Linked DNA regions of Mus musculus: regions 2 and 3 are each linked to region 1. Evidence: chromatin loops called from intact Hi-C (ENCODE). Cell type or tissue: heart. All regions are shown on one strand. Each heading gives the region's core, and the rest is flanking DNA. Links, peaks and the distances in the headings are about the cores only.

Region 1 (6,854 bases), core at 1,855-6,854:
GTGAATCTACTTCCTCTCTCTGAACCCCTTGCATACATTGCCTATCACAGAGTCCTACGTGGTCTGGTCTTTTGTGATGAGGTTTCCCACTAAGGATGGTGTCCTCAAGGTCCCTCCATGCTGGAGTGTCAGAGTCTCACTCCTGCCTGTGACTGTGGAGGAACGGCTGAATTGTGTGTCCACCCTCTATCCAGAGTCACAGCCAGGCTGACTCTTTGAACACACATACCAGATACCTAGAGAACCACACTGCGGAGCCTGCCTGCCCCGTCCCCCCATGGCAACCACCACAGCTGCTTCAGATGCTGAATGCCAGGGATGGCCAAGATGCCAGGACATTTCTGGGTATCCCTGGTTAAGCCGACCAATTTCTCCTGCTTGGATAATGGCTGTGGCTCCAAAGCCTCCTCTGGGAGTGGCATCTTGGATCTTTCAGGGAGTGGCAGGGTTGGGTGGCCTTTCCTGCTGGCCTGGGGTTGGAGTGACAAATGGGCAGATCTGAATCAGGAGGTGGGGTGGGGTGGGGTGGGGGTGACACAAGGGTGGAGAGGTCTAAACATGGACAGATAGGAAAAGGACTTAGCTGTCAGTTGTTTCTATCTTGGTGGTCAACAGAGGTTTGCTGGGGGTGCAGAGTTGAAAGTTCTGAGTTCCCCTGAATCTTCAAGAACAATTTTTTTGTTCCCAGCATCTAGTTATTCCGTGTGTCTGTGGGCTCATGCACTGTGGCACACAGCAGTCATGTTCTACTGTGCGGGGCTCAGGGACGAAACTCACCTCACGGGACCTTCCTTGAACCCTGGGGTTAGAAGGGTAAAAGTGTGAAACTTCCCTTCAGTGGATCTCCTCAGCCCAGACTCCCTGACCCTGGACTAAACTGTCCAGTAGAGATTTGGGAAACGAGGAAGGGATCCTTATACAACACCATGCATATACAACTTTAAAAAAAGAGTTTTGTTGTTGTTGTTTTGAGTCTCTGTAGCCCTGGCTGGTCTGGATCTTCCCAGGTAGACCAGCCTGGTCTCAAACTCTCAGAAATCTGCCTACCTCTGCCTCCCAAGTCTGGGATTAAAGGTGTGCGCCATCACGCCTGGTGCATGCCTATAATCTCAGCACTTGGGAGGCAGAGGCAGGCAGATTTCTGAGTTCGAGGCCAGCCTGGTCTACAGAGTTCTAGGACAGCCAGGACTACACAGAGAAACCCTGTCTTGAAAACAAAGAAACAAACAAAAATTTATAATTCACACACAAGCAGGAGGGTGTGGTGGCCCAGGCTAGTCAGGTCATGTTTCTGAGAGGTTAAGACAGGAGGGTCTCAGCCTTTAAGGTTCCTTCCTAGATCCCCAGTAACCATGACAACAGGGGCTCAGCAGTTCTGAAGTCCTGGGCTCCATCCCCAGCAAGGCAAACAAACAAGAAATAACAACCTGTAGACGATTTCCTTTGGTGGAGACACTGGCCTTGTTTCCCTTTTATAGAGGAATAAACTGAGGCTTGTGTCTATCTTCCTTGTATTGTTCTGAGAGTTTCACTTGGCCCTGGCTCTGAGGGCCCCTCTTCCCTGCCTCCATCTCCTCCTACAGGGGAGTATCACTTTCCCTGGTAACAAGCAGGCTAGTGTGCCTCTCAGACAAAGGCCAGGTGAGCTGTCCCTCCTCACCTCAATCATTCATGAGCAGCAGCTGGCAAGGCTGAGGTGGGCGCTGGGCAGGCTGGAGACAAAGTCAGGCCAACCATGTGGAAGAGCTAAACAATGCAGTGTCTTCCCCAACAGGTGTTCTGCAGAGACAGGGAGGCAGTAAAAATGACTGCTCACTAAACCATGGTTCTCTCCCAAAAGCCAGCCCACTTGAGGACATTTGGGGTGCAGGCTTCCTAAGCCATTCGCAACCTTGAGATGGGTTACTGTGACCAGCGATGGTTGGGGCCCTGGGCGTGATCAGTGAGCAGCAAACACGGGTCTAGTTGGGCGGGGTGGGAGTGAGCTCCAGCCCTAGCACCACAAAGGTTCTTTGTAGATGCAGTTCAGGGTCCCGAAACTGAAATTATCCAGGCCGGATTTAGTAGGAGACAGTCTGAAGACAGAAGCACACACAGGGACTCTGTCACAAGTCCCGGACACTTGGAGCTCCAGAATCTGGGAGACAGAAAAGGCACTTCCTGTGCAAAGCCCGGCCTCAGACTTCTGGGCTCCAGATGCAAGGCTCACATCTGTGACGTTAGAGGCAGTCCATTGTGGGCGCTGCATCACAGCAGCAACACAGAACATTAATCGTTTTTAAAATATGCTCTGGCAGCTTTGAAAAAGGAAGCCAGGATCTCCTGTGTGCTGGGCCAGTGTCCTAATGCTGAGCCATACTCCCAGCCCCTAACTGAGGCATTCTAGGCTGGGGCTCCACCCCTGAGCTACACTCAACTCATTGGGGAATTCTAGGCTGGGGTTCCACCCCGGAGACACACCCCTAGGCCCTCTTTGGGGGGTTCAAAGCAGAGGTTCCCCCTCCCCCTGCCCTCTTTACTATGTTGACCAACCTGGTCTTGAACTCACTCTGGCTAGGCATAGAGGCACAGACCTGTCATTTCACCACAGGATTCGGAAACAGGACAATCACTGCTGGCCAGTCTGAGATATGAATTCCAGGACAATCTGGGTCACAAAGTTGAGAATTTGTCTCAAAAACAATTCTAGCTGGGCATGGTGGCACACACCTTTGATTCCAGCACTCAGGAAGCAGGGGCAGTGGATCTATGTGAGGCCAGCCTCAGGCTGGGTCTCTGCAGCGCAGGGGTTGGGATTCGGAATTAAATGTTCCCCACTGGGTAATGGAGGTCTGATTCGGATCAGGAAGCAGATAAGGAATTGAAGGTGAACAAGACCATTCAGTGGTTCCGGGAAGCAAGGCGTGGTGGGGCTGGCCATTAACTCAGGAGGCAGATCTCTGGGCCTTAGAGGCCAGCAGGAGTTCGGTATAGCCAGGGCTACACACAAACCGTTTTCATAAGAAAGGTTCTGGGAGGTCTCTGAAATGGCTTTCAACAAACTCTGCTAGTGTAGACCTGTGCTTCTTGGACATGAGCAGCCTCCAACTTCACTGGCAGCCACCCGTGCAGGTTAGCTTCTGAGGGTGGGGCTCCTGCTTGGCACCAGCCACCCAGAGAACAAAAACTGGCAGCCAACCTTATCCCTGATGGTCCAGCCAGGACCTGATGGGAGTCCCAGAGGGCTCAAATCCTATGCCTTGTTGTGTGTGTGTATGTGTTTTCTAAATCCGCGAGACGGTCCTGATTAGTGATTCTGGGCCTTCAAGCTAGCTGCTGTGCCGGCTGGCTGGGGCCTGAAAGACCTCACTCCCAGCGCGGCCTCCATGGAAATCGGCAGCCGCCCCTAATCCAGGCTGGAATCCTCTGGCACCAAGCCCGCGTTGGGGCTCCAAGGCTGTTGGGCCCCTGGCCAGATCTGCAAGGAAACCAGTATAGCCGCCAGCCCCTTTGCCCCGCCTCCCACGAGCCCTGTATTACAGAAAAGGGAGGCCAGTGCTCTGGGCTCACCTCCCGTGCAGGGCGGAGGAGAAACTTTTCCCCCTTGCCTGGCTTTTTTTTTTTTTTTAGCAGATAACCAGGCAGACAAGAATCCGGATAGTTTGTGCCTTTGGGAGTCCTACCAAAGGATCTGTTTTATAGCCTGCACTAGGCCTTGGAGAACCCGTCTTGCTTTGTGATACCCCAGGACTGGAAGGCAGAATCCTGGCTGCTGGGGTGAAGGTACAAGAGGGCGGAGTTTCGTCCCTCCAGTGGATTCTGCGGCTGCTGAGTTTGTAGCCTCGTTTCCCCAGCTTTAGGCAGAACCAGCCACACTGCGGCTCCTTTCCTCGGTTTCCCCATCCCTGCGACACAGATGGAGCTTGGCTGCTGTGGGTAGACAAAAGACGGAAAGAGATGATTCACAATCTAGTCGCGACTGCGTCTATGAAGCACGTGGCCTCCACCTCGTTGCGATCTAGTCCAGGAGAAACTCGGTTGAAAGGCCAAATTCTGGCCACGTGACCACAAGCAAGCTAGGGCAATACGGGGTTTTCTGCCCGCTTCTAAGATGGCGAAGCAGCTTGCTTTACTCTCACGTTGGAGGCTAACGGCTTCCAGTGCCTGCTTGCAATATGGAGGCAACCTCCAGAATGCACGCTTCTCTGCGTCTGACCCGCCACGTACCCACTCTCAAGATGGCGTCCCACGGGTCGAACAAAGGCTCGCTCATTGGCTCAGATGGTATCACGTGCGTCTACTCATTCACTCCCTCCCCCTCCCCCACCGGCCGTTTCCGTCTTCCGTCTTGACTGACGGCCGTCCCGCCCAACAGCTGTCTGCTGTCTGGATGCGTTTCGCCCTTGGAGTAACCTTTTGACCAATAGAAGGCCCTGGCGGGGGCAGGCGGGGTTGACCACGCCCACAGACCGCAGCGGGAACCAATGAGGATCGCGCGCGGGGGACGTGTGCGGGCGTCTCCGCCATCTTGTGAGTCTATAACTCGGAGCCGTTGGGTCGGTTTCTGCTATTCCTGCGCCTCCGCTCCGTTCCCCGCGGGTCTCTTCCGTGTGCCATGGACGGGTAAGTCCTGCCGCGCCCCTCGCACGCCGCTCCGCTCACCACTCCGTCCCAGCCATCGCTGCCGCGCGCGTGGACTTTTGGCCCCCGCCGATCCCTCTAACCGCTGCAATGGGCGCGTGCGTGTGGCCTCGTTCCGCGTGGCGCGCTCGGAATCCCGGGCGTCTGAGGCCCTTAAGGAAGCCGGTTGGCTTAGGGCGACCGCACCCAGCTTTCGGCTCCCCTTAAGCCCCTCGCCCAGCGCACTTCCGGTGCCCGCGCGGTTCATCCGGAGGAACCCAGCGCCCCCCTCCCGCCCTCCGCGTGCACGCGCGCTCCCTCCGGTGAGACGCGCTCACTCGGAGCGGCTCGGCCGCTGCGATCCTTCCCGCCTGCCGTGCTCCAATCCGGCCGGCTCGCCCTGTGCCCCGAGCAATGTCGCTTCGCACGCCGCATGCGACCCCGGGTGCGCGCGCGTAGTAGGGCGCGCGCCCTGGTGCGGGCACGCGCGCGGACCTGTGCCGAACGCGCCCGCCCTTCCCGCCTGGGGGGAGGTGTCCGGAGGAGGCCTCCAGGGCCCCCCATTGGAGGGGCGGGTGGGCCAGAGTGAGGTTCAGTTCGGTCTCCGGTGTGGGCGCCGGCCTGGCATCCGTATCTCCCACATGCTTCCCGGATGCCCCCTCCACTGGCAACTTTTTGTAGTTTTCGGTTTGTTTTGGAGACCGGATCTCATTGTAGGCTGGTCTGAAAGATCTGCTTGCGCTTGCCTCTGCTTGCGTAGTGATGGGACTAAAGGCCTGCGTCACCAGGCCCCGACTTTTTTGTTGAAACTTTTTGTTTGGCTTTTGGATAAGGACTGGCCTTGAATTCCTGATTTTCCCCACCTTAACCTCCCTAGTGCTTTGAGTCACCAGGCTTAGTAAGCGGCTTTCCTTTTAACACGATTCTGAAAAGTAGTTTGGCCTAGCTTCAAGCTGAGTACCTATGGCAGTCCTCCTGCCTCAGCCTTCTAAGTGCTGAGATGACAGACAGGAGTCTCCAGTTGCCTCCTTTGAGCAACTTACCGAGGATCTTTGAGCGGGGTGTGGTGGTGCACACCTTTAATCCTGCCAGAGATAGGCAGATCGAAGTGAGTTCTAGAAGGGAGTGCAGAGAAATGTCGCAAAAGATTCTTTGAAAACAGTAAACCAAGCAGAGGGTTACACATACCCCAGCCACCACTTCTGGTGGAATCCCTTCACGAGGCAGACCCCTGAGAGCCATTTGGTAACCTGCCAGCTGTGGTAGGCTTGCTGCTGCCTGTAAGCAGGCTAGGTGTGAGGCGGCAGGGTGCAGTCACGAGGGGCTGGGGTTGATCAGTAACCTAGGGTGTATCCCGGCAGCTCTGTTGGTTTGTAAATGGTAACAAGGCCACTTTGCCTGCCATCAGCAGTGTGGCCCTGGAGGAGCTCCCAGCCCCCATCAGGAAGCACTGTCTTGGGCTGCTCCTTACCTATATTTCAGGCTCCCTGGCGTTGTAGGATGCTCAGGAGTTGAGTTTTGACCCAGGTCACTGGTATGCTTTATAAAAACTGGGCTTTTTTTCTTTCCTTTTCTTTTTTTTTTTTTCCTGTACTAAAACTGGATTTAATGTGTTGAAAGGCAGGGTCTGGGTCCTGTGTGGAAGAAGGGAGGGTCTTCAAGGACAATGATGGCCCTCTTTCAAGTTGAGACTCAATGGATGGCTCACTTCCCTGCCTTTCTAAGCCGGACTGGCAGAGGGCCCTACAGGCCACACAGTGCTGATGTCTACTTTTCTCTCCACAGCATCGTCCCAGACATAGCAGTCGGTACAAAGGTAGGTGTCTCTAGCTTGGCATTGTACCCCATTGTAGTCAGAGTAAAGGCTTGCTTATTGCAGAGGAGCCTGCCTTAGTCCAGGGTCTACAAAGACTCGGAGGCGGAAGATAGCATGGATGCATGTAGACCTGCCGTCCAAGAGTTTTGAGGGCTTAGGACCCTTTTGTGGGTCTGGTGATTCTGTCTTTGTGCTGGCCTCTTTCTGGCTGGCTTTGCCTTGTCCTGCCCTGCTGCCTTCATCTAAGCAGTGAGTTCAGGCCTGTGGACACTCCATTTGGTGTTTCCTCTGTGGGTTTGGTTTGAAAGGCTGTGGCATGTTCTAAGGTGAGACTGAGTTACCACCCATTTGGTGTTGTTTTCCTGTGCTGTCCAGGCAGTTCTCAGGCCTGCTCTCCAGCGGGTGACTCCTGCCTCAGCTTCTTGAGTGTCTGGGGAGA
Region 2 (7,017 bases), core at 772-5,771, 180 kb after region 1:
ACCATGCGGCTCCGAGGAGGGCAGATCACAGGTGGCACCAGTCAGGAGCGGCAGCCACAGTTCGTCTGAGCTGGGTGGTGATGGCAGGGACCATCAGCTCAATGTCAGCCTTTGACTCGGGGGGAGGGGGGTGTTCCTCACAATGCCGAGGAACTTCAGGGAGATCAGGGCTCCCTGGTACCATGGACACAGATGGATAACAGTCCCAGATGGAGTTGCCTGGCCTTTGTGTGCCTGTGGGGATGCAGCTGCAGATTCCCATGATGGCCTCATCTCTCCCATGGTCCCCATCAGTCTGGATGTGTCTGAGCGGGTACAGCCCTGACCTCTGTGTGTGGAGCTGGAGGTGGCTCTGGCTTCAGGAATCTTGCAGGAGGCTGGACATGGACAGACGGGTGGGGGCACACAGTGGGTCTCTCCCAAGGAGCAGTAAAGGAGCTTTCCACATGAACTCACAATTTTCTTGAAATAAACTTCTTAACCAACTGCCACAGCCCGATCTTGTTCTTTTGCTTCTCAGACAGGGTCTCATTTGGAGCCCTGGCTATCCTAAAGCCCCTTATTTAGATTAGGCTGGCCTTGAACTCACAGGGATCTGCCTCCTTCAGCATCCTACCCACTGGAATGAAAGGCAAGTGCCACAACACCGAACTGCATCTTGCTTTTGTAACATTTACTTTGTGAGTTCGTGTTTTGCCTATGGGTCTGTGAGTCATGCTCATGCTGTGCCTGCAGAGGTGAGCAGAGGGCCCAGATCCTGCACCTGCGCTGTGCGAGGGCAGCCAGGGCTCTCGAGGGACTGGCCTACATTTTAAATCCATCTTCCTTGGTCTGTTTTCTGAGTCCAGTTCAAGCAAAGGCTCAGGAGGTGGCCCAAGCTGTGGGGACCATCCTGTGACAGCAACTCTGGGGAGCTATTAAGTCAGGCAGTCCTGAACACACACTTGTGACAATTTCTGACCAGTTGAGGCAGAGCTGCCCAGAAGAGTGTGCAAGTACAGTTTTTGTTTGTTGGTTGGTTTCTTTGTTTTGTTTTACTTTTTCCCTTTTGAGACAGGATTTCAGAGGCTGGCCTCGAACTTGCTGTGTGGCCAAAGAAGACCTTAAACTACCAATCCTCCCTCCTGCCTCTACCTCCAGAGTGCTAGGACGACAGGGTTCCACGCATGCAAGTGCTTTATCCACTGAGCCCAGGCTCAGGTTCTTGCTTTAATTTTATGGTTTAGTAGTTTAAGGTCTTGAGTTTGACCAGGGCTCTAGGTTCCTCTGTGATTTCCTGGCTGCGTGATGCAGGGATGTCGCTGTCTCTTGTTTTTATTATTTGTAGTGTATGCTGTTTGTACAGACGCTGGAGAGGTCAGAGGACAGCTTACAGTTCTCTCCTCCCACTATGCTGCCTCTGAGGATTAAATGTGGGTTGTCAGGCTGGCAGCAAGCCCCTTCAACGTCTGGAGGACTAGCCTGTAGTCCAGGCTAATCTTGATTAACAGCATCCTCCAGGTTCAGCAAACCAAGTGTGGGGATGACAGCTGTCTGTACGCTATACCCAGTCTGCCAACTACATTTTATTTATTTTTAGTTTTTGGCTTTTTGAGACAGGATCTCTCTACATAGCTTTGGCTGTCCTGGAACTCATTCTGTAGACCAGGCTGGCTTGTCTCTGCCTCCTGAGTGCTAGGATCAAAGGCATGTCGCCACCATGCCAGTCTTTTTGTGGGTTTTGTTCTTTGTTTACAAACTACATTTCATTTATTTTTTGTAGTTCTGGGGAAGAAACCCTGTCCTGCAGAGCTTCAGCCTCGGGAGGGGCGAGTAGCACCTGCCACCCTTCTCAGCCCCTGTCCTCACACATAGGTGGCCCTAGGACACTCCCCACATCAACTCAGTGTGCAGGTCTCAGAAGAAATGCCACTTTGCAGCAAGGACTGTGCTTGCCTGACCCAGGGGAATCCCCAGGTCCTTGAGAAGCTGGGGTGGGGCACGCCTGTCATCCCAGCTCACCGGACACGGACACGAGGTGAGGTTTGGGGGATGGGGCAGCACAGATCCAAAGTTCATGGTCCTCAGCTACGTGGTGAATTGAAGGCTAGAGATGCTGGAAAGGAGAAGCCAGCTTGTTATCCCAAGGACAGGAGTCAAGAGAATTCTCACCCATCCTGCTATCAGCAAGAGGGGAAGGGGCCTTTCTTCCTGGGGTGGGGCTTTCTCTGGGGGGCTTCCTGTTGAAGGGTCAGCCAGAAGCCTGCAGCACACCACAGGCACAGATAAAATGCCTGAGTGCAGGGTGACTCAGAGATGGTCAGGACAGAGTTGTGGTAAGCACTTCAGGGGCTGCCCTGATCTTGGTAAACAAAATGTCTTGGCCCCAGGCCAGGACCCAGACATGAAGGTAGTCTGGACTCAGTTCTTCTTCAAGAGAGGAACTAACACATGGTTGGTTGCCAGTGAATGTATTTGTTAACCTCATAATCATACAATTTGGCTTCTTCTTTTGAAGTTGTTTGTTTTTATGCCGGGTCTATGTGGCCCTGGGTCGTCTGGAACTCACAGAGCCCCCTCCCCAAGTGCTCAGATTAGAGATGGCTCATGCACTGCCTTGCACTATTTTGGAATTGAAACAAGCCCTCCCCCCCTCCCGCCCCCATGACTGACCCATTGAGCCACACCCTGATCCTGACTTACTTGAAAGTCACGAGAACCTTGCCCAGAGGCTGAGAAGTGGTGTGCCCTATTCAGTAAGTCAAACAGTATAGGTCATAAAAAGCCACCAAGGTGGGGCTGCTAGGAAGTTGACAGTGCAGCGCTGAGCATAAAACCCAGGGCTTCCCAATGCTAGACGGGTGTTCAAGTCACACCCACCAAAGGCTGAGGGACACAGTGGACTCCCTGGCTCTTCTTGTGTGACTTCAGAGAGGGTGAACTTTAGCTAAGCTTACTCTCGGCCCTTAGCCTGTGGTGACCAAAGAACTAAGTGAGACCCTTCAGTGTCACCTGTCTCCATTCTCCATCTGCCCACACTGAAGCTGTGCCCCTTGGAGGCACAAACTCTATCCCTTCCCTGCTCCTGCCTACAGGGACCCCAACACTCCGAGTGAGGGCCTCTGGGAGGGAGACTTCCACGCCCTTCTAGGCCTGGCAGGTTTTGGCCAGGATGAATCTGAGTGTTCCTCTAGAGGGCAGACTCATCCTCCTACAGACAGGAGGGGAAGCCTGCTGGGAACTCCAGAAATCTCAGACTCGTCTCATGACCTGAGGTGCCCACAGCTCTGCAGGAGGACCAGGAATCAGCAGCTCTCAGGCTGCCTTTGAGGATTCCACCCTACTGTAGGACACAGGGTCAGGTGCACTGAAGCCCTCTGGAGAGCTCAATGTGACCAATGTGTGTCTAAGAAAATATGGAAAGGAATGGCTCAGTGGTTAGGAGCAATGACTGATCTTCCAGAGATTCTGAGTTCAATTCCCAGAATCCACAGGGAGGCTCACAACCATCTGTTGCCCTCTTCTGGTGTGTATAAAGAAAGAACACTTACATAAAGAAATATTTTTAAAAAATAAACAAAAAGAAAAGGATGGAGTTGGCTTTAAGACCTGGCACAGAGGTAAGGGCACAGGCCATTCTCCCAGGTTCAGCTCCCAGCACCCACATGTTGGTCCACAACCATCTGTAACTTCAGTTCTGGGGATGGGAACAGCAGGCATCCTCAGAAGTCAGACAAAAGGTAAAAAGCTGGGTGTGATAGAGCAGAGGAAGGTAGAACTCTGAGCTCCAAGCCACACAGGCCTGGCTCTCACCTCCAGAAGACCTGTGAGAGAGCCGGGCAGTGGTGACGCATGCCTTTAATCCCAGCGCTTGGGAGGCAGAGGCAGGCGTGTTTCTGAGTTCGAGGCCGGCCTGGTTCGAGAACAGCCAGGGCAGGAGACACATGGAAGCAGGAGCCATATTGAACATCTAATCTCAGCTTCCTAGGAGCAAGATGGGAGGTAGACGCCCAGGAAGCTCCCTGGCTGACAACCTGGCTATCCTCACCTCCACACACAAGCAGGGCAGAGGGCAAAACCAAATGTTTGTAACCTATTTGTGGTAGCACACACCTTTCAGCCCAGCACACAGGAGGCTGAGGGAGGGAGGTTTTTAAGTCTCAGGGAAGCCTGGGTTACACATACTGGGGGACCTTGTCCCAAACTGGAGCCATCTGATTTCAGCACATGAACCCCCCCCCCCCAACCCCCCTGGTGTGTGCCAGACACAGCAATGCTACGTGCGACAAGCCCAGTATCACGCAGCCATCAACAGACATGAGGCTCTAGCAGCAGCCAGTGTGGCAAAACCCTAGGGACACCCTGCTCGAGACGCAGACAAAGACAACAGTGTGGGACAATGGCAGGAGACCAGAACAGGAAGCGAACTCCTGAATGCTGGAGAGGCAGGGTTGGCTGGCTGGCTGACGGCACTAACATGGCTGACATACTGTCCTGGAATTGCTGTCCTGATTGCTGCAGGACCTCATGAACATAGCCAGCACTACTGAGCTGTGTAAGGAAGGGAGGGGACTTGGGCCGTTAGCTGGTACCTTGGGGTAGAGCATAGGTGAGCCGGAGGCAGGAGGCTCAGCTTCTAGGCCAATCTGAGCACAGGATGGGACTCTACCACCTCAGCACAGAGATGGGCAGGAGAGCATGGACTGAAGGGTCACCCCAGTCACTCAGGAAGCCCCTGTACTGCCCTCTCTCAAACCTCAAAGTGGATAGGAAGGGCTGGGTGTGGCCCAGGAGCCTGGCAATTGCATGGTACAAGTCCCTCCACAGTTCCACAACAGGGAGTCTGCTGTGTGGTAACTCAAGTGTGTCTTCGGAAACCACTCCACAGAGCAAGAGTGGCAAGGCCCTGGCCGCTCAGGCAGGAGCAACTGGGAGCTCCAGGAGGGACAGAACGCACCCTGAGCCAAGGCTCTCTAGGATTGCACCACAGTAACTTATCAAAGTATCCTTTAATTCTCAGGAGAGTCCTTCGAGAATGGAGAACTCTGAACAGAACAGTGACCCTGGAGTAAGGAGTGGGGGTGTGGCTGCAGCTCTGGAGTCACTCATCCTGCGACAATGGCCAGGACGGAACCCGTCAGTCAAAAGGCAATCCAGTTATGACCCACAGGCTGTGGCCCACAGCTGTCAGGGTGCTGTGCAGAGCAGTGGGCTCTGGGTTTCCCTGCATGCGGTGCAGCTGTGGGTTCCTCTTCATTGTTTTCCTGGAGACACTCACACCGAGAAGGAGTCCACAGATGTGCAGCAATCCTCCTGCTTCAGTCTCTGAGCACTAGGTTTCCCCTGGCAAGAGTATGGGTTGTTTTGGGTTTGTTTGTTTGCTTGCTTTCTGAGGCTTACTATGTAGCCCTGGCTGGTCTGGAACTCACAGACATCTGCCTGCCTTTGCCCCTGGGCATTAGGATTCAAGCCTACCCTCCCGTTACATTTTATTTTTGTGGGTGCAGCTCTGACCCTCTACCGGGTCAAGGACAAGTAGCAGGCTCATCTGGGCAGTGCTGGGCTCACCTGCGGCTACTGCACCAGGCGGTAGGTGATGTAGCGGCCAGCCGTCTCACTGGGGCGGATGATCTTCACGACCTGTGGGAGCAGGCAGGCGAGGGAGTGGTGGTGGCAGGGCCTTGGGACCACTGGCCTATGGCAATGGTGGTCTTGGCCTCAGAGACAGGGAGGAGATGGAGGAACCAGGGAGATCCAATAATTCCCAAAGGGCCTAGGAGGGGAACAACCACTGTGGCTTCTCACCTGCCCTCGCTTGATCCCAAAGTACCGTGCCACTGGGTCCCCGGCCTGGATTCTGGGTAGCTGGCTCTCACGAAGCTTGCTAGAACAGTCAAGGAAGCAGCTGGCGGGCAGCGCTGGGGTGAGGGGGGTGTGGGGACAGAGTAAAGGATACTATCGAGCCAGCAGTTCAGTCACCTCCTCCTTTGTCATGACCACGTGCTCAGGGACTAGCTGTGGAGACAGAGACCCACCCACAGGCACGCGGCCATCAGGAACTTCAACAGACCAACAGACTAATGGGTATTGTCATGGGGCTGGGACAGAGGACAAAACCAGGCTATTAATATCACCAAGTTGGATGCTCAGGGCCAAAACCGGGGAAGCACCCCGCCCCGGCCCGTGTCCTGGATGCAGGCAGCACTACGCCCCACCCCACCACACACACCTCGTGCTCTGTGATATTGATGAGCAGCTCCTGCTGTAGAAACTGTTCCAGCACATACTTCGGGGCCATGTCCACCAGGGACTGCTTGGCGGAGGGCGTCATGCCCTGCTGCACCACAATCAGCGCCCGTGTGATGTTTTCCTCCTGCATGCGCTGGCAGTATACCTTGATGGTCTTGATGCCCACCTTGGGCTCCTCTGCGGGCACACAAGCACCACCCTCACACTCACTACTGGAGCCTGTGGTCTTAGTTTCTCTGCTTGCAAGGGAAGACTAGAACATCAAGGCAGCCATGATGGGGCTGCCAGGGGGCTCAGCTATCACTGCAGAAGCTGCAGGGTATGCAGGAACTGCGGCCCCCCTGGAACGGGGGTGGGGGCTCTCAGCAGCTCTGGGGTTTGGGGGATATGGTACTGTCAGCTTAGACAGCCTCAAGGAGAAACTGACTGACCAAGAGATGGACCCTGTGTCTACATGAGGCTAGCCTTGTCTCCTCAGGCAGAGCGCAGGAGCAGACCCAGGCCACCTAGTTTGCAAATTGCTGGATAAACACAGGTATATTTACATTATGACTCATAATAGTAGCAAAATTAGTTATGAATTAGCAATGAAGATTTTATGGTTGGAGGTCACAATGTGAAGTGTACTAAGGGGTCCCAGCATCAGGAAGGCTGAGAACCAATGCCCTCCATAGTTGTCCCGGAAGTCATTGTATAGACCAGGCTGGCCTCGACTGCCTGCCTCTGCCTCTCAAACACTGGGCTTACAGGCATATGCTACCATGCCCATCCCCGCACCCCCCAATTCTC
Region 3 (7,017 bases), core at 726-5,725, 310 kb after region 1:
ATCAGAGTTCTAGGTCACTGTCCGCTACACATGGCCTTCTCGAGGCCCTGTCTCACAGGGACAAAAAGGAAGAAATTTGCAGAATCTTGGAAATCCGCACAAATTGGGGCAGTTAGGTGTCAGCTCAAGAGTTGGCAGCCAGAGAAGACATCGCAGAGGAGGAGGCAACCCAGCTGCCGCCCTTGACCTAGTCCCCATCAGACCCTGGAGGCTCCCCAGATCCCACTCACTTCTCAGATGAAGCAATGGGGTCAGGGAGGTGCCTGGGTGCCGCCTACCCAGACAGCTGGGCCTGTGGGCTACAGCTGACCCTCTGCACCTGGGTGGACAGGTGTTCCAGGGTGTCCGCTTGCATGGGGACCCTCCAGGCACCATGAGGTGGACAGATGCTTGGTGACCTGGGGATTTGTGCACACATGTGACTGTCCCTATGCAGCTAAGTGCAGAGGAAGTGCTGCAAACCACCAGCCCGAGGCAGAAGCGTCTTTGCTTACCTCTGTTTCCAGGGAGCCTGTTAGTGTGTTACCCCTACATGGAAGGCCACACTACTGTTAGATATGTGTTTGAGGGGGCATACTGTGAGTGGACAGGATGGAAGAGGGGTGGCTCTTCCTGCCCCAGGGGTGATGGGGTGGAGGTGGCCCTTGCTTAGCAGCATTTGAGAACCCTTTGGGGTAGATGCCTTCCAACCCCTCCCTTCCACTAGTTTTAGGAACCCAAATAGGTCAGTTCCCAGGCTGATGAACCTAGCTTCCAGGGCTTGCTGGGCATCACTGTAGGGTTGCTGGTGGTTTTTTGACATCTGATACAGTCCTTGTGCCTTTAGAATGAGTGCATGTTCCTGCTCCTACAGCCCTGACCTGGCTTCAGTGCACTGTTTTCCAGTCCCAGACATTTATTAAAGGCAGGCAAGTAGCCGGGTGTGGTGGCGCATGCCTTTAATCCCAGCACTCAGGAGGCAGAGGCAGGCGGATTTCTGAGTTCGAGGCCAGCCTGGTCGTCTACAGAGTGAGTTCCAGGACAGCCAGGGCTGCACAGAGAAATCCTGTCTTGAAAAACCCAAAAAAAAAAAAAAAAAAAAAAAAAAAAAAAAGGCAGTTAAGTTAAGCAGGTATAGGAAACCCGTGAGGACCTTCCACGGGATCTATCAGATACCAAAAGCATGTCGAGTCTGTGACTGTGAGCCCAACAAGTCTGCTGCAGAGGGCGTGGATGTGCATGTGTATGGCGTGGCATGTCATAGGATGTGTGTGCTGTCTGAGGCGTCCCTCTGCCGCTCAAGGCCCAGGTCTGGGCAAGAGCCTGCAGGGCCTGGCCCTCCCAGGCTTTCCTATTTCCATTCCTGGGGTGTGACTCAGGGCTGCAGGAGGGATGAGTCACAGGAACTTGAGCCTAGCCCGCCCTGGCTGCAGACCCCTTCCAGAAGCAGAATGCAGTCTCTTTGAGTGGCAGAGAAATCAGAGCCCACTCTGTAGCAGAAAGGCAAGCTTAACCCTTACAGGTGATTCTGGACTCACTAATAGGGAGAGCCCAGGTGCCTCTGACACAGCTCTCTGTTGTGCCCACCCAGGAACGTGAGTCACAGGCATAGATGGCTACATTACCTCCGTGGGTGCTGGCCCACCCAGTCACGTACACCTAACCCTGCATCTACATCCAGGTTGTGTTCGTGTATGTTGGCGTCACAGCACCCTGCCCACCCATCCTGTCCTTAGGGAAAACAGGTCAGTCATGCAAAGGTGACTGTGTCCTCTTCACACATATTTAACAAACCCATTTCCTCTGTCCACAGGATCCAGATGTTTTCTCTGAATCCTTACATTTCCATCTATGTCCCTCCGGGTCTTCTGCCCACGTGCACACATGTGCGCCACACCTGGCCACACATGCATAGGCTGCATCTTCCACCCTGGCTCTGGTCCCAGAGGATAACTAACTGGGATAGCTAACTGGGCGGGTTCCAGGCTTTGCCATCACGGTCCCACTTGTGCGCCCCCGCCGGGCAGAGGCCAGGTGCAGTGTCCCCGGCCCCCGCCCGGCCGAGAAGGGGGCGGTAATTACCGGGCCCCGGGGTGCCCCCCCCCCAACGCGCCTTTCATCCCGGGCCACGCCCGTCCCCAACCCAGACGCTTATTACCATCTCCCGCCCGGTCATTAGCCTGGGTCCGGGAGGACCCGGCGGGCGGACGGAGAACCGGGGATGGGGAGGTGGAGGCGTCACCCCTCGTCGTCTCTATAGCGACGCCCAGCAGCGGAGTGGGGTGCAGGGTAAGCCCGAGATCAGGACTGACTGGACTCGCCTTCTAGGGGTGCAGCTGACACCCTGCCCCCCTCTCGGATTTATACAAGACACATGGGATCCCTTTGGGAGTAGTACTAGTGTCCCGATGGGCGACACTGGGCCAACTGCTCTGCCCAGACGCGCAGGAGCAAACCTCGAGCGTGCAGTCCAGCTACCACCGAGCTGGGCACAGCGAAGGTAAACCAGCACTGACACTGACAGCTCTGGTTTCCGTCAGTGATAACTGTCCACGATGGCGACGTCTAGTGGCCATAGCCTGGCCAAGCAGCTGGTGGCCGCCTGGAAAGAGGTGGGACATGAGTCCTGAACACTCCAGCCGAGGCTGTAGCGCCCTCTCCTGTCCTTATCGGGCAGAGAGCACTATTTGGGATTTGCCCGTGGTTCAGGGATTCACAGCGTTGGTGGATATGAGGTGTGTGTAAGAGAGAGTTTCAGACTCCTTTAAAGCCCACCAAAAGAAACAAAGGGTCATGGTGGCAAGCTAAGCCACCTGTCCACGTGGTCACAGGTAAGTACACGGGACACGCTTTAGACACAAGTACACCAAAGGCGAAAGAAAATGCACCCTGAAGCCGTATCCATGGGTCAGACATTTTCACGCTTTTCTGGGGCTCGAAAATGGCTATGGGTAATGGTGGAGCCCGGCCCAAATGAGCCGGTTAGTAGTAAGCTTAGTAAGTGGGTGCTGGTTGAATGAATGAATGAATGAATCAAAGACTGAGTACGGCAATTCTCAAAACCAGGAACTGGAAGGTGCCAGAATGTGAGCCAGGCTAGGGGCCCAGCATGATCCTGGGAGCTGGGATTACAGGGATCCAATTTTCCCTCCTGTGGGCACATTGTAGGACTGTTGCTTCTGGCTCTGCTGGCTTGTGGTCCAGCGGTCCCTGCAAGGCACGATCCCCTCCCCTCCTGGATTGCGCACATTGAGGGAGGGAAGGCATCTTGGTCTCTCAGCTCTTTTTAATAACCTCCTTGCGTGAGTGGCTGACGCAGCAGGCTGCTCTGACGGGGATAGGAGGGCTGCGTGCAGAGAGCGAAGTGCAGAGGGGGTGGCCATGAGTCACCAGCTGCTGTCTAGGGGGAGGGGAGCATCGAATCCCTGAGGGGTCCTGGCATTCTTCTCCTGGTGACAGCTGGGTCACCTCGACCAACTTCATCTGAAGGTCAGTGAGTCTGAGGCTTAAAGCAGGGTTGGGATGTCTCAGTTCTCAAGTCACCAGACTGTACTCTCTCCAAGGGGCAGTGCTGAAGTGTGGATTTCCTATCACTGATATCTAGGGAGATGTCTGCACTGGCTTGTTCCTCAGGCCATATATTAAGCAGAAGCCATTGAAGTGAGAGGTGAACTGCCTTAGATGGGGGTTAGTTAGGATCCTTACATAAAACCGGGCGTGGTGGCGCACGCCTTTAATCCCAGCACTAGGGAGGCAGAGGCAGGTGGATTTCTGAGTTTGAGGCCAGCCTGGTCTACAAAGTGAGTTCCAGGACAGCCAGGGCTATACAGAGAAACCCTGTCTTGAAAAACCAAAAAAAAAAAAAAAAAAAAAAAAAGGATCCTTACATAGGCTACTCAGGACTCAGGACTCTCAAAACCACAGTGGAGGGAGAAGAAAATGTAGCCTGGAGACATGGGTCTGTTATCACAGCTACTTGGGATGTGAGCCTACGGATTTCAAGGATAGATTGAAAAATGTAGGTTGTCTCAAAGGATCAAATGGCCTAGTGGTAAAGGGCTCTTGCAGAGGACGTGGGTTCAATTCTCAGAATCCACATAAAGGTTCACAGCTGTCTGGACCTCTGCATCCAAAGGATCCAGCACTCTCTTCTGGTCTTTGTCAGCGCAAGATAGGCAAGTGCTGCATAGACATTCAGGCAAACACCCATATACATAAAATTAAAATACACTTTTTTGTTTTGTTCTCTGTGGTGTGTGTGTTTAAGAAGGCTAAGGATGTAGCTTGGTTTAGCCACTACTTAGAATTCTGCAGTGAGGGGTTAGGGGTGTGGCTCAAGGATAGAAATCCTTCCATGGCATGCTTGAGACTCTGGGGTCTCTTCTAGAAAATGCAGGTACACATTGAAAAGAGTGGTGTTTTGCCATCTGTGTGGTAATGTACACCTGGTTGGAGATGGGCAGAAATCAGGGTTCAAATGGTCGTTATACAGCAGGTTGAGATTTGTAGGAAAACTGAGTTGGGTGCAGGAAATCTAGAGAAAATCTTGACATTGTGATTAATACTGGGATGGAAATTTTAGGGCTGATCTTATGGAGTGTCCTTGGGGTCCAAAGAACTGTTAGGCAGCAGTTGTATTGGGAGGTACTTTTGGACTAGAGTAATTCGGTGGTTTTGGTTTCATGAGCAAGAACGGAGAAGAGGGGCAAGCAAGATGACTCAGTGGATAAAGCTGCTTGTGGCTAATCCTGAGTATGATCCTTAGGACCTACATGATGGAAGGAGAGACTCCATCTGTCTTCTGGCTTCACAAATGCGCCTCAGTTAAATAACTGTAATTAAATATTAAAAGAAAAAAAAGAACATAAAAGTGTTGAGTCGATGAGTCAAGGTTGGAGCCATATTTGGGAGTCTCATTGAGGTAGCAAAAGCTCTTTGTTCCCCGCCGCAGGACAAACGGGTCGGGAACGCGGAAGTGGGTCAGCTCCGCCTCCAAATCAGCTGTCCCCGCCTCCTAGTCGCTAGCGGGCGGGGGGTGGGGGGGAAAAATGCGGCCAGGAAAGATTCCAGCCAATCAAAACACTCAGCGCCTCCGCGCGGACTAGGGCAAAGCCAACGGAGTCCCGCCCCTCCACCGAGGCGCAGATGCCGAATCTAAGGCGTCGGATTGGTCAGCGCGGCGTGGTGGGCGGGTTAAGGGGCGTGGCTCCAGGAGTGGAGTATATCAGGCGGGACTCTTGCGCTCCCCCTCGCACTCGCGCCTTAGGAAGCTTGGGTGTGTGTGGCGCGCTGTCTTCCCGCTCGCGTCAGGGACCTGCCCGACTCAGCGGTGAGGGCTCTGGCGGCACCGGCTCTGAGGGGCCCGGGGCGGCGGGCGGCCTGTGACTCTCGGGCGAGGCGGAGCCGCAGCGGCACGCCCCTGGGACTTGGGGGCGGGCCCGGGTTGGAGTCCGCCCCGCCGGCGGCGAGGCGGGCAGCGGGACACTGGGGCCTCACGCTTGTCGGAGGGCGTCCTCCACCGCGCGTCATCCCCGGGCCGAGGCCGACCTTAACGGTGGGCTTTTTTTTTTTTTTTTTTTTTTGTAAAATGGCCGCCGCGATGCTTTGAAAAGCTTCGCCGGCGAAATGGCGGGACTGCCGAGTGCCCGGATGGAATGGCGCAGGGTGCGCGCTTGGCGCATGCGCTGCTCCGGGGGCGGGGCGCTCCTACCTCCAAAGTCCGGTTGTCCGCAGATGTGGAGCTGTGTCGCGTGCGACCCTTTTACTCCAGCTGGCTCTACCTCGGTTTTCTCTTCCCTTGTGGTTCCACGTGGGGAACAAAAAAGCACATGTAGGCTTGAATGTTGTCCTTTTGTGCCCCAAGTTTATTGCCCCCAAGGTAGACTGGTTTCGTGGTATAGTGGACTTATTTTCCAAGTTGTCGGTTGCCAATAATGACTTTGTCTAGATACCACGCCCCTTTCGCTAGCCACGCCTCTTGGGCCAACCTCCTTTCTCCCTTGAGTCCATCGTGCAAAAACATTTCTCTAGTCCTTGGCTGAGTAAGCGAGGCATCCCACAACTGGCACACCTCCAGACAGTACCCTAAAAGCGTATTTCAGTAGTGAAGTTTCTCTGGCCCAACAACTCTATGCTAGTGAGGGTAGGCAGTCACTATCATTTCTGTCCCCAACCACACACATTTGCAAAGTGACCATGCCATTTTGATCCTAACCTTGGGATTCTCTGGCCAGGTGTAATCAAGACCTAGAATCATTTAAGGTTAGCCTCAGCTGTATGACAAAGTATTCCATATGCCTTTGGGATGATAAAAGCAAAAAGAGTTCCCTCTTGTGTAGCCCAGAAGGGTATTGAACTTGCTGTGCAATTGTATTTGGTTTTGGATTCTGTTCCTTTGCCTCCAACTCCCACAGGCTAGGCGAGATGGGTATTTGTTTTGAAACAGTCTCTCAAACTGATCCACAGTGTCCTTTTTCTCATTGATCTTCCCATCTCGGTGACTTGAATGGCTGGATGAGAGGTGTGAAAGAAACCCCACTTGAAGCTGAGGTTTCCCAGTAAGACCATGGGGTCCTCTCCCCCCACCCCCATGCTTCCCCCCTAGCCCCCCCCCCCCAGTTTCTTTGTGTACTCCTGGTTATCCTGGACTCTCTTTGCAGACCAGGCTGGCCTCAAAACTCACAGAAATCTGCCTGCCTCTGTCTCCCAAGTGTTGGGATCAAAGGCATATACCACCATGTCCAGCTGTGGGTTACTTTTATTTATATACATACATACATACATACATACATACATACATACATACATACATATGTAGGTAAGGGATGGGAAGAGGCAGCTTTAACTCCTTAAAGCTTTCAGTGACTTATCCTTACAGGTGTTCCAAGGCCATCCTGGACTATAAAAGGAGACACTGTCTCAATTTTTTAAAGGCAAAGAATGTGGGGGGCTGAAGAGTTGGCTCAGGGGTTGAGAGCACTGCCTGCCTGCCAGAAGACCCAGGTTCAATTCCCAACACCCACATGGCACCTCATAACT

The links. A loop is a pair of places that touch in the nucleus more often than their neighbours do. Peaks named below come from ENCODE experiments on the same cell type or tissue, not always from the same donor. Only the 100,000 strongest peaks of a DNase experiment are listed, where the experiment ranks them.
Region 2: it touches region 1 in a loop (2.6-fold over the local background); 1 of 42 quality-filtered maps calls a loop at or near these places.
Region 3: it touches region 1 in a loop (2.8-fold over the local background); 1 of 42 quality-filtered maps calls a loop at or near these places.

What each region holds. Positions count from the first base shown.
Region 1 is chr10:79,850,120-79,856,973 of GRCm38, forward strand. Ptbp1 (polypyrimidine tract binding protein 1) reads left to right here and starts at 4,313. Exons shown (of 14, transcript NM_001077363.2): 1 at 4,313-4,602; 2 at 6,385-6,415. The coding sequence starts at 4,595. E130317F20Rik (RIKEN cDNA E130317F20 gene) reads right to left here and starts at 4,852. Exons shown (of 1, transcript NR_029447.1): 1 at 1,258-4,852. In heart, for the core only: no CTCF peak of the experiment used is centred there; DNase peaks (open chromatin) are centred at 3,452, 4,302, 5,002, 5,122 and 3 weaker places; H3K4me3 peaks cover 5,000 bases; H3K27ac peaks cover 4,918 bases.
Region 2 is chr10:80,030,980-80,037,996 of GRCm38, forward strand. Polr2e (polymerase (RNA) II (DNA directed) polypeptide E) reads right to left here. Exons shown (of 7, transcript NM_025554.2): 3 at 6,209-6,405; 4 at 5,936-5,994; 5 at 5,785-5,863; 6 at 5,548-5,619; 7 at 4,974-5,322. The coding sequence ends at 5,554. Arhgap45 (Rho GTPase activating protein 45) reads left to right here. Exons shown (of 23, transcript NM_001142701.1): 23 at 1-492. The coding sequence ends at 69. Among named protein-coding and RNA genes, the nearest start is that of Polr2e, 5.2 kb to the right of the region's middle. In heart, for the core only: a CTCF peak has its summit at 3,170 (motif pointing right); DNase peaks (open chromatin) are centred at 2,002, 2,352, 3,192, 4,352 and 1 weaker place; H3K4me3 peaks cover 933 bases; H3K27ac peaks cover 3,184 bases.
Region 3 is chr10:80,162,609-80,169,625 of GRCm38, forward strand. Cirbp (cold inducible RNA binding protein) reads left to right here and starts at 5,231. Exons shown (of 7, transcript NM_007705.3): 1 at 5,231-5,308. In heart, for the core only: a CTCF peak has its summit at 2,606 (motif pointing left); DNase peaks (open chromatin) are centred at 1,343, 2,553, 5,153, 5,633 and 3 weaker places; H3K4me3 peaks cover 4,119 bases; H3K27ac peaks cover 4,870 bases.